2 separate regions of the Homo sapiens genome follow, and region 1 is linked to region 2. A link is an interaction called in ENCODE POLR2A ChIA-PET data of the cell type or tissue named here. Cell type or tissue: HepG2. All regions are shown on one strand. Region 1 has its middle 6.4 kb from the start of ITGB4. Region 2 overlaps MYO15B (myosin XVB).

The links. ChIA-PET counts read pairs that join two places held together with the same protein. Peaks named below come from ENCODE experiments on the same cell type or tissue, not always from the same donor. Only the 100,000 strongest peaks of a DNase experiment are listed, where the experiment ranks them.
Region 1: POLR2A ChIA-PET joins it to region 2 with 10 read pairs; 3 of 35 experiments call an interaction of 5 or more read pairs at or near these places.

What each region holds. Positions count from the first base shown.
Region 1 is chr17:75,712,519-75,717,518 of GRCh38, reverse strand. No RefSeq gene overlaps it. Among named protein-coding and RNA genes, the nearest start is that of ITGB4, 6.4 kb to the left of the region's middle. In HepG2, no CTCF peak of the experiment used is centred here; no DNase peak of the experiment used is centred here; H3K27me3 peaks cover 747 bases.
Region 2 is chr17:75,608,026-75,613,025 of GRCh38, reverse strand. It overlaps MYO15B (myosin XVB), which reads right to left. Exons shown (of 64, transcript NM_001395058.1): 22 at 2,767-2,860; 23 at 2,067-2,126; 24 at 1,368-1,425; 25 at 1,010-1,140; 26 at 133-228; 27 at 1-52. Among named protein-coding and RNA genes, the nearest start is that of MYO15B, 23 kb to the right of the region's middle. In HepG2, no CTCF peak of the experiment used is centred here; a DNase peak (open chromatin) is centred at 2,415; H3K4me3 peaks cover 785 bases.

The DNA.
Region 1 (5,000 bases), 100 kb before region 2:
ATTTATATATTTGTTAAACATTTGTATATTTTTAAATTTGAAGTTGCACTTATCCTGCCATTTCATCCTAAACACTCCAGCATGTATCTCTCAAGAACAGTCCCCCACGTAACCTCAATACCCCCCTTTATTTTTTTGAGACAGAATTTTGCTCTTGTTGCCCAGGCTGGAGTACAATGGTGCAATCTCGGCTCACTGCAGCCTCTGTCTTCTGGGTTCAAGCAATTCTACCTCAGCCTCCCGAGTAGCTGGGACTACAGGTGCATGCCACCACGCCCAGCTAAATTTTTGTATTTTTTGTAGAGACGGGGTTTCGCCGTGTTGGCCAGGCTGGTCTTGAACTCCTGACCTCAGGTGATCTGCCCGCCTTGGCCTCCCAAAATGCTGGGATTACAGGTGTGAGCCACTGAGCCCGGCCCCTTTTCACACCTAAGGAAATAATGTCTCCATTAAATGATGTGTGATTCAGTCCATATTCAAATTTTCTTAGTTGACTCCAAAATGTCTATTATAAAGGTTTCCTTTTGAATTTGAGTCCAATCCATGCCACCTATTGCATTTGATTGTTTTGTCTCTTTGTCATTCTAAAATAGAACCCTCACCATCCCATCCCCTGCCCTACATTACTTTTTTTTTTTTTTTGAGACAGAGTCTCGCTCTGTCGCCCAAGCTGTAGTGCAGTGGCACGATCTCAGCTCACTGCAAGCTCCGCCTCCCAGGTTCACCCCATTCTCCTGCCTCAGCCTCCGGAGTAGCTGGGACTACAGGCACCCGCCACCACCCCTGGCAAATTTTTTTTTTTTTTGTATTTTTAGTAGAGATGGGGTTTCACCATGTTAGCCAGGATGGTCTCGATCTCCTGACCTCGTGATCCGCCTGCCTCGTCCTCCCAAAGTGCTGGGATTACAGGCATGAGCCACCGCGCCCAGCCCACGTTCACTTTTTTTTTAGCCAGTCTCACTCTGTTACCCAGGCTGGAGCGCAGTGGCGAGATCTTGGCTCACTGCAACCTCTGCCTCCTGGGCTCAAGTGATTCTCCTGCCTCAGTCCCCCGAGTAGCTGGGACCACAGGTGTGTGCCACTGCACCCAGCTAATTTTTAGTATTTTCTTTTTGGTAGAGACAGGGGTTTCGCCATATTGGCCAGGTGGGTCTTGAACTCCTGGCCTCAAGTGATCCACCCACCTCGGCCTCCCAAAGTGCTGGGATTAAAAGCATGAGCCACTGTGCCCGGCCCCCACGTTGACCTTTTAAGGAGTTGGGCCAGCTGTCCTGCAGAATGCTCCCCTTTCTTGACTTGTCTTCCTCATGGGAAGCTTCCTTCTGGAATGCTTCCTCATGGTGTCGCTGGGCCTTTCTTTCAGCCCCTTGTAAACTGAGGTATAGGGCTAAAGGTCAGATTAGAGTTAAGTTAAATATTTTTGGCAAGGATGGTCACAGGTGGTGCTGTGTGGTTTGCAGGTGGCAATTGATGCCAGGTGCCTAGTAGTGATGCTTAAGCCAATCACTTGGTTAAGGAAGTGACTGCCATCTCTCCCAACGTAAAAATACCAATTTTCACTTTGTGATTAAGAAGTAATCTACCTGTAGCCGGGTGCGGTGGCTCATGCCTGTAATCCTAGCACTTTGGGAGGCTGAGGTGGGTGGAACATGAGGTCAGGAGATCGAGACCATCCTGGCTAACATGGTGAAACCCCGTCTCTACTAAAAATACAAAAAATTAGCCGGGCGTGGTGGCGGGCGCCTGTAGTCCCAGCTACTCAGGAGGCTGAGGCAGGAGAATGGCGTGAACCCGGGAGGTGGAGCTTGCAGTGAACCGAGATCGCGCCACTGCACACCAACATGGGCGACAGAGCGAGACACTGTCTCAAAAAAAACAAAAAAAAGTAATCTACCTGTAATCCCAGCACTTTGGGAGGCCGAGGTGAGCAGATCACGAGGTCAGGAGATCAAGACCATCCTGGCTAACACAGTGAAACCCCGTCTCTACTAAAAATACAAAAAATAAGCCAGGTGTGGTGGCGGGCACCTGTAGTCCCAGCTACTCCGGAGGCTGAGGCAGGAGAATGGTGTGAACCTGGGAGGCGGGGCTTGCAGTGAGCTGAGATCGCGACACTGCACTCCAGCCTGGGCGACAGAGCGAGACTCCATCTCAAAAATAAAATAAAATAAAAAAAGAAGTAATGTACCTGTAATCCAAGCACTTTGGGAAGCTGAGGCTAGAGGATCGCTTGAGGACAGCAGTGCAAAGCTAGTCTGGGCAGCACAGGGAGGCCCCGGCTCTGCAAAAAATAAAAATAAAATTGGCTGGGTGTGGTGCCGTGCACCTGTGAGGTAAGGCAAAAGGATCCCTTGAGCCCAGGAGTTCGAGGCTGCAGTGAGCTATCAAGCCACGGCACTCTAGCCTGGCAGACAGAGTGATATCTTGTCTCTCTAAAAGAAAAAAAAATTAAATTAAACAATAAGCCGGGCACGGTGGCTCACGTCTGTAATCCCAGCACTTTGGGAGGCCAAGACAGGTGGATCACTTGAAGCCAGGAGTTCAAGACAATCCTGGTCAACATGAGGAAATCTCGTCTCTACTAAAAAAAAAAAAAGTCTCGGCGTTGTGGCTCATGACTATAATCCCAGCACTTTGGGAGGCCAAGACGGGCGGATCATGAGGTCAGGAGTTTGAGACCAGCCTGGCCAACATAGTGAAACCCCGTCTCTACTAAAAATACAAAAATTAGCCAGGCATGGCGGCATGTGCCTGTAGTCCCAGCTACTCGGGAGGCTGAGGCAGAAGAACTGCTTGAACCCGGCAGGTGGAGGTCGTGGTGAGCAAAGATCACACCACTACACTACAGCCCGGGCAACAGAGAAAGGCTCCATCTCAGAAAAAAAAAAAAAAAAAAAAAAAAAAAAGATCTGGGTGTGGTGGCGCGTACCTGTAATCCCAGTTACTTGGGAAGCTGAGGCATGAGAATTGCTTGAACCCAGGAGGCAGAGGTTGCAGTGAGCCAAGATCGCACCACTGCACTCCATCCTGGGCGACAGAGCAAGGCTCTGTCTCAAAAAAAAATTAATTAAACAATAAAAAGAAAAAAAAGGAGGTTATCTAGGGGAGGAGGATGATGCTTTGTCTCCCTGTCCGTTTCCCAACAAGCTTTCACTGAATCGTTTTAGCACTCATTGGTGACCCTGGCTTGAATCAATTAGACTGTCCCCAACCTAGATGGTTTGATTTAGAATTTTTTAACTTTAAGATGGGGTTTATTGGGATGTAACATTATCATAAGTTGAGCATTTGGACTTACAATGATTTGACTTAAGATTTTTTTTACTTTACTATGGATTTATCAGGGTATTAAATGCATCTTCCACTTACATTTTTGACCTACAATGGGTTTATCTGGACATAACCCTATTATAAGTCTAAGGGCACCTGTATCATTTTTGGGGCTGAAAAATTGCAATTTTCTGTTTCTACCTTCCTTTCTACATTTTAATTTTTTAAATATTTATTTATTTATTTATTTATTTATTTGAGATGGAGTCTTGTTCTGTCGCCCAGGCTGGAGTGCAGTGGCACAATCTCAGCTCATTGCAAGCTCCGCCTCCCGGGTTCATGCCATTCTCCTGCTTCAGCCTCCCGAGTAACTGGGACTACAGGCACGTGCCGCCACGCCCGGCTAATTTTTTGTATTTTAGTAGAGACGGGGTTTCATCGTACTAACCAGGACGGTCTCGATCTCCTGATCTCGTGATCTGCCCACCTTGGCCTCCCAAAATGCTGGGATTACAGGCGTGAGCCACTGTGCCCAGCCCTATTTTTTAAATTTTAAATTTTTTATTTTTTATTTTTATTTTTTTTTGAGACAGAGTCTCGCTCTGTTGCCCAGGCTGGAGTGCAGTGGCGTGATCTCAGCTCATTGCAAACTCCACCTCTTGGGTTCAAGTGATTCTCCTGCCTCAGCCCCCCGAGTACCTGGGAGTACAGGTGCATGCCACCACACCTGGCTAAATTTTTTTTTTTTTTTTAGTAGAGTCGGTGTTTCGACATTTGGCCAGGCTGGTCTTGAGCTCCTGATCTCAGGTGATCTTCCCATCTCAGCCTCCCAAAGTGCTGGGATTACAGGTGTGAGCCATTGTGCCCAGCTCCTTTCTACATTTAATAAGTGTCTTTCTGATTAAAAAAAAAATAGAGCTTCCTTTAATCAACTGGGAATGAACTATGTTCCCCTAAAAATGCAGGGTAAATGCTTTTTTAAATAAAGTTTTGAGTTATAGAAACTTTAAAAAATTACTATTACACAGCAACCCAAAATATTTTTTTTTAAAAAAGATGGGCCGGGTATGGTGGCTCATGCCTATAATCCCAGCACTTTGGGGGGCCGAGACAGGTGGATCACGAGATCAGGAGATGGAGATCATCCTGGCTAACACGGTGAAACCCCGTCTCTACAAAAAACACAAAAAAAAATTAGCTAGGAGTGGTGGCAGGTGCCTGAAGTCCCAGTTACTCGGGAGGCTGAGGCAGGAGAATGGCGTGAACCCAGAAGGCTGAGCTTGCAGTGAGCGGAGATCGCGCCACTGTACTCCAGCCCAGGCGACAGAGCGAGACTCCGTCTTAAAATAAATAAATAAATAAAATAAAATATAAAAAGATCCTGAAAACACGTTAAAGTTCACCATCTTTACCATTTTTTAAGTGTACAGTTCAATATATCTATTGTTGTGTAACAGATCACCAGAACTTTTCATGTGGCAAAACTAAAATCCTGTACCCATTAAGCAACTCTCCATTTCACCCTTCTGCATGCCCAGTTCCTAGCAACCACCATTCTACTTCCTGTCTGTTATGAATTTGTCTACACTGGATGTCTCATATAAATGGAATTATTCAGTATTTCTTATTGTGACTGGCTTATTGCACTTAGCATAACGTCCTTGAGGTTCATTCATGTGTTGAATGTGACAGGATTTCCTTCCTTTTTAAGGCTGAATATTTAAGTATGC
Region 2 (5,000 bases):
TGATCTGCCTCTGCCAGGACTCCAGGGATCCGTCCCCCAGGAGCCGCAGCATCTGCCGACACAGCCGGGTAAGGACAGGACGTGCGGGGCTCCCAGGCGCCTATCCTGTCCCTTCTCCAATGTGTCACTCACCACTTTGTTGATGTCCAGGGCACGCTGAGGGTTGTCTCCATCCAGCTGGGTTAGGGGCTTCGCCAGTGGCTGCCCTGGCCTGGGCAGGGACGGTTCCTGCAAGGAAGGAGAGGGCTCAGTCCATGCTCACCAGCTATCAGACAGCCCAGGGGAGCCCCACCGGAGCAGGCACCTCGGGAGAGGCAGAGGGGCTGGACAGAAATGCATCTTAATGCCTTTTTTTTTTTTTTGAGGCAGAGTCTTGTCTGTCGCCCAGGCTGGAGTGCAGTGGCACAATCTCAGCTCACTGCAGCCTCCACCTCCCAGGTTCAAGTGATTCTCCTGTCTCAGCCTCCTGAGTAGCTGGGACTACAGGCGCATGTCTGGCTAATTTTTGTATTTTTAGTAGAGACGGGGTTTCACCATGTTGGCCAGGCCGGTCTCAAACTCCTGACCTCAGGTGATCCACCCACCTCGGCCTCCCAAAAGTGCTGGGATTACAAGCATGAGCCACCATGTCCAACCTGTATGTGCAGTTTTGAACCTGCATTTGTATTTACTGCTGAAGTCTGGACAATTTCCCTTGTCAATAAACATTCTTTAAGGTCATGACTTCAAAAGCAGGGCACTACCGCAGGTACAACAAAGGTGTGGCATCGTGGATCTAAATAACGTCTCCCATTCAATAACACCAACTGTTATCTCCAGTAACGCTCTATGGTGAGACAATTACATTCAACGGTTATTTTCAGAGCAATTCAGCGCTACTCACAGCCCCAAAGGCTGGGGAGGAAGGAGGGCAAGAGCTGACAGCGGGGAAAAAAACGCAGCATCTGTCAGGCAGGTGCTAACTCAGAGCGGTGAGGCCAGCGGGAAGAGCTTAGGCCTGGGCGCCCACCTGAAAGCCGATGGCGACGAAGCTGGAGAAAGGGAACAGGTCAATGTCTGCTGGGAGAGTCAGGCTGGGCCGGGCAGGAACCTCAGGCGGCAGGCACTCGGTGATGCTCCCAGCCAGGGCGTCCCGATGGCCTGGGAACAAGCACCGGGAGGCAGCCCAGGAGCATCCAGGTGTGGTACCTGGCCCTGGGACCACCTCCATCCCTCACCACGAGCCATCAGCCCCTGTCCACAGGGACCCAAGTGATGAGCTCAGGGGAGTCTGGAGCATCAGAGGGAGGAACCACAAGGGACAGACACACCCCACAGTAAAGGGACTGGAGAAGGAGTCCTAACAAGAGGACACCAACAAGACTCACTTTCCGCCGTCTTCAGCATGACGGCCAGCTCAGCCGGGATCTCCAAGCGCCCCAGCTCCTGGCAGAGGGGACTCATTTACCCAGGATCCACAGGAGGGGCCTAGGGACCAGTGTCCCTCCCCACACCCTCAACCCCAAGATTATAAACATCCCTTCCAAAGACCACGGATTTTTTTTTTTTTTTTTTTTTGAGGCAGGGTCTCACTCTGTCACCCAGGCTAGAGTGCAGTGGTACCATCATGGCTCACTGCAGCCTTGACTTCTGAGGCTCTAGCTCAAGCGATCCTCCCACCTCAAACCTCCTGAGTAGCTGAGACTATAGGCATGTGCTACTGTGTCCAGCTAATTTTTATTGTTTTTGTAGAGATGGGGTCTTGTCATGTTGCCCAGGCTGGTCTCAAATTCCTGGGCTCAAGCAATCCTCACACCTCGACCTCAAAGTGCTGGGATTACAGGTGTGTGCCACCACACCCAGCCAAAGACCAAGGATTCTGACCCTGGACACTCGAACAAACAGAGCCCCAAAGACCCTCTGAGGGAAACCAAGAGCCAAGAGCACCCCGGTCCTCTTCTCAGGAGGTGCAATGCATGGCCCTGAGGGACAAGACCCACGGTAGCACCCTGGCAGCCCTCTAAGCTGTCCCAGTCTCAGCAGGTTCATAGCCCCATGTAAAACCCCCCACTTTCCAGGCCACCTACCATGCTTGGCACTCTCTCCAAGGCCCTTTCGCTGCTATGCCAGCCCTGCCAACGCCCAAGCTGTTGGAAGAGATGTGGGAAGAGCTGATGCCTCCCATGTGAGTCACCTGGGGGCACCTCCCCAGCTCTGAAGTTCAGCTGTCCCCTCCTGCCCCTGGGAGGTTCTCAGCAAAGGAGTGAGAACAGATCAGGAGGGGCCAGCCACCCCTGGCCCTCCAGGGCCCTCACCAGCCTTAGCACTGTGGGCGTCTGTGCCCATCTGCCAGGGCACCGGGAAGAGGGCAGGAAGAAGGGAAGAAATGGTCCCAGGGGACAAAGTCCAGCCAGGGAGGGGCCAGAGAGGGGGTAGCACGTGGGCATTGACCTTTGAGTCGCTTTATAGACCTTAGATTTGAGTCATCATGCAAAAGAGGGGAGCGGACGGGGCCCAGGGGAGGCCTGGAGGGGATGGGAACCCCAGGCAAGAGGGAAGAGCCAGGCCCTGGGGAGAGTAGGCAGGGATGGAGGAAGACAGCACCTCCCAAGGGCCCCGGCCTACCCCGGCCGGAGGGAAAAGGGATGAGTTCAAGGAGCACTGTGTCTGAAGCCACAGCCCGTGCGAGGCCGGGCTGAGAGGGTCAACGCTGCTGGGATTTGGCCAGCTCGGCCAGCTCAGGCAGCCTGGCTTCTACCCTGAACCGCCCCACCCAAGCCCCTGCACCTGCAGTCTCTGCCGCCTCTGGAGCAGGGGCTGGGCCACCAGCAGGATGGTGTTCAGCTGTCCCAAAGCTGCCCGCCGCCGGAGGTACCGCTTCCTGGAGGCCGGGAAAGAGCGGGGGCGAAATGAAGAGTCCAAACTTATGCTTCCTGCCTGGCACTGGAATCCCTTAAGCCTGACATTCATGTAAAAACTGACTTTGGACCAGAGAAGCCCTGGATGCTTCACAGAAACGACAGGAAAAGAATAGGATACTTCAAAAGAAAAGCAAGGGTCGGGTGCGGTGGCTGATGCCTGTAATCCCAGCACTTTGGGAGGCCAAGGCGGGTGGATCACTTGAGGTCAGGAGTTCAAGACCAGCCTGGCCAACATGGTGAAACCCCGTCTACTAAAAATACAAAAATTACAGCACACCTGTAATCCCAGCTCCTCAGGAGGCTGAGGCACCAGAATCACTTGAACCTGGGAGGTGGAGATTCAAGTGAGCCGAGATCGCGCCATTGCACTCCAGCCTGGGTGACAGACCAAGACTCCATCAGGAAGGGAGGGAGGGAGGGAGGGAGGGAGGAAGGAAGGAAGGGAAGGAAGGAAAGAAAGAGAGAGAGGAGGAGGGAGGAGGGAGAGAGGGAGGAAGGGAGGAAGGAGAACGAGTAAATTGAGAGACTGTTTAGCCTGAGGGATTAAGATCTGACTCTCTGACCCTGGGCCTAGAATACCTGGGTTCAGATCAGTTCCCCATATGCACACTGACCAAAAAAAAAAAAAAAAAAAAAAAAATCATTTCCCTTAGCTTGGTACGGTAGCTCATGCCTGTAATCCCAGCACTCTAAGAGGCTGAGGAAGGAGAATTGCTTGAGACCAGGAGTTCAAGACCAGCCTGGGCAACATAGCAAGACCTCATCTCTACAAAAAAGATTTTTTAAATTAGCCAGGCATGACGGCGTGTCCTTGTAGTCCTAGCTACTTGGGAGGCTGAGGTAGGAGCTATGACTGGGTCACTGCTCTTTAGCCTGGGTGACAAAGTCAGACCCTATCTTGCAAAAAAAAAAAAAAGAGCAGCAGAACTTATTAAAAAGTAACACCACTGGTCGGGTGCAATGGCTCATACCCGTATGACACCTGTAATCCCTGTACCTTGGGAGGCTCAAGTGGGAGGATCACTAGAGACCAGGAGCTTGAGACCAGCCTGGCCAACACGGTGAATCCCCGTCTCTACTAAAAATACAAAAAAGGCCAGGCGTGGTGGCTCACGCCTATAATCCCAGCACTTTGGGAGACCGAGGCGGGCAGATCACGAGGTCAGGAGTTCAAGACCAGCCTGGCCAACATAGTGAAACTCTGTCTCTACTAAAAATACAAAAATTAGCTGAGCATGGTGGCAGGTGCCTGTAGTCCCAGCTACTTCATAGGCTGAGGCAGGAGAATCGCTTGAACCCAGGAGGCGGAGGTTGTATTGAGCTGAGACCAAGCCATTGCACTCCAGCCTGGGCAACAGAGCGAGACTCCATCTCAAAAGAAAAACAACAACAACAACAAAATTAGCCGGGCTTGGTGGCCTATGCCCGTAATCCCAGCTACTCCAGAGGCTGAGGCACGAAATCACTTGAAACCAGTAGCTGGAGGTTGCAGTGAGCTGAGATCATGCTGCTGCTGGAGTGCAATGGCGCGATCTCGGCTCACTTGAATCTCCGCCTCCCAGGTTCAAGTGATTCTCGTGCCTCAGCCTCCTGAGGAGCTGGGATTACAGGTGTGACCCAGCTGCACTCCAACTTGGATGATATAGCAAGACTCTGTCTCAAAAAAATTTTTTTAATAAAAAATAATAATTATAAAAAATAAAGGCCGGGTGCAGTGGCTCATGCCTGTAATCCCAGTACTTTGGGAGGCTGATCACCTGAGGTGGATCACCTGAGGTCAGGAGTTCGAGACCAGCCTGGCCAACATAGTAAAACCCCATCTCCACTAAAAACACAAAAATTAACTGGGCATGGTGGCAGGTGCCTGTAATCCCAGCTACTCGGGAGGCTGAGGCAGGAGAATGGCTTGAATCCAGGGGGCAGAGGTTGCAGTGAGCTGAGATGGCGCCACTGCACTCCAGCCTGGGTGACAGAGCGAGATTCTGTCTCAAAAATTAATTAATTAATTAAAAACTAAAAACGGGCAGAGGAGAAACAGACATTTCTCCAAAGGAGTGGCACTAATGTCTGAGATGCTCAACGTCATTAGTCCTAGAGAAA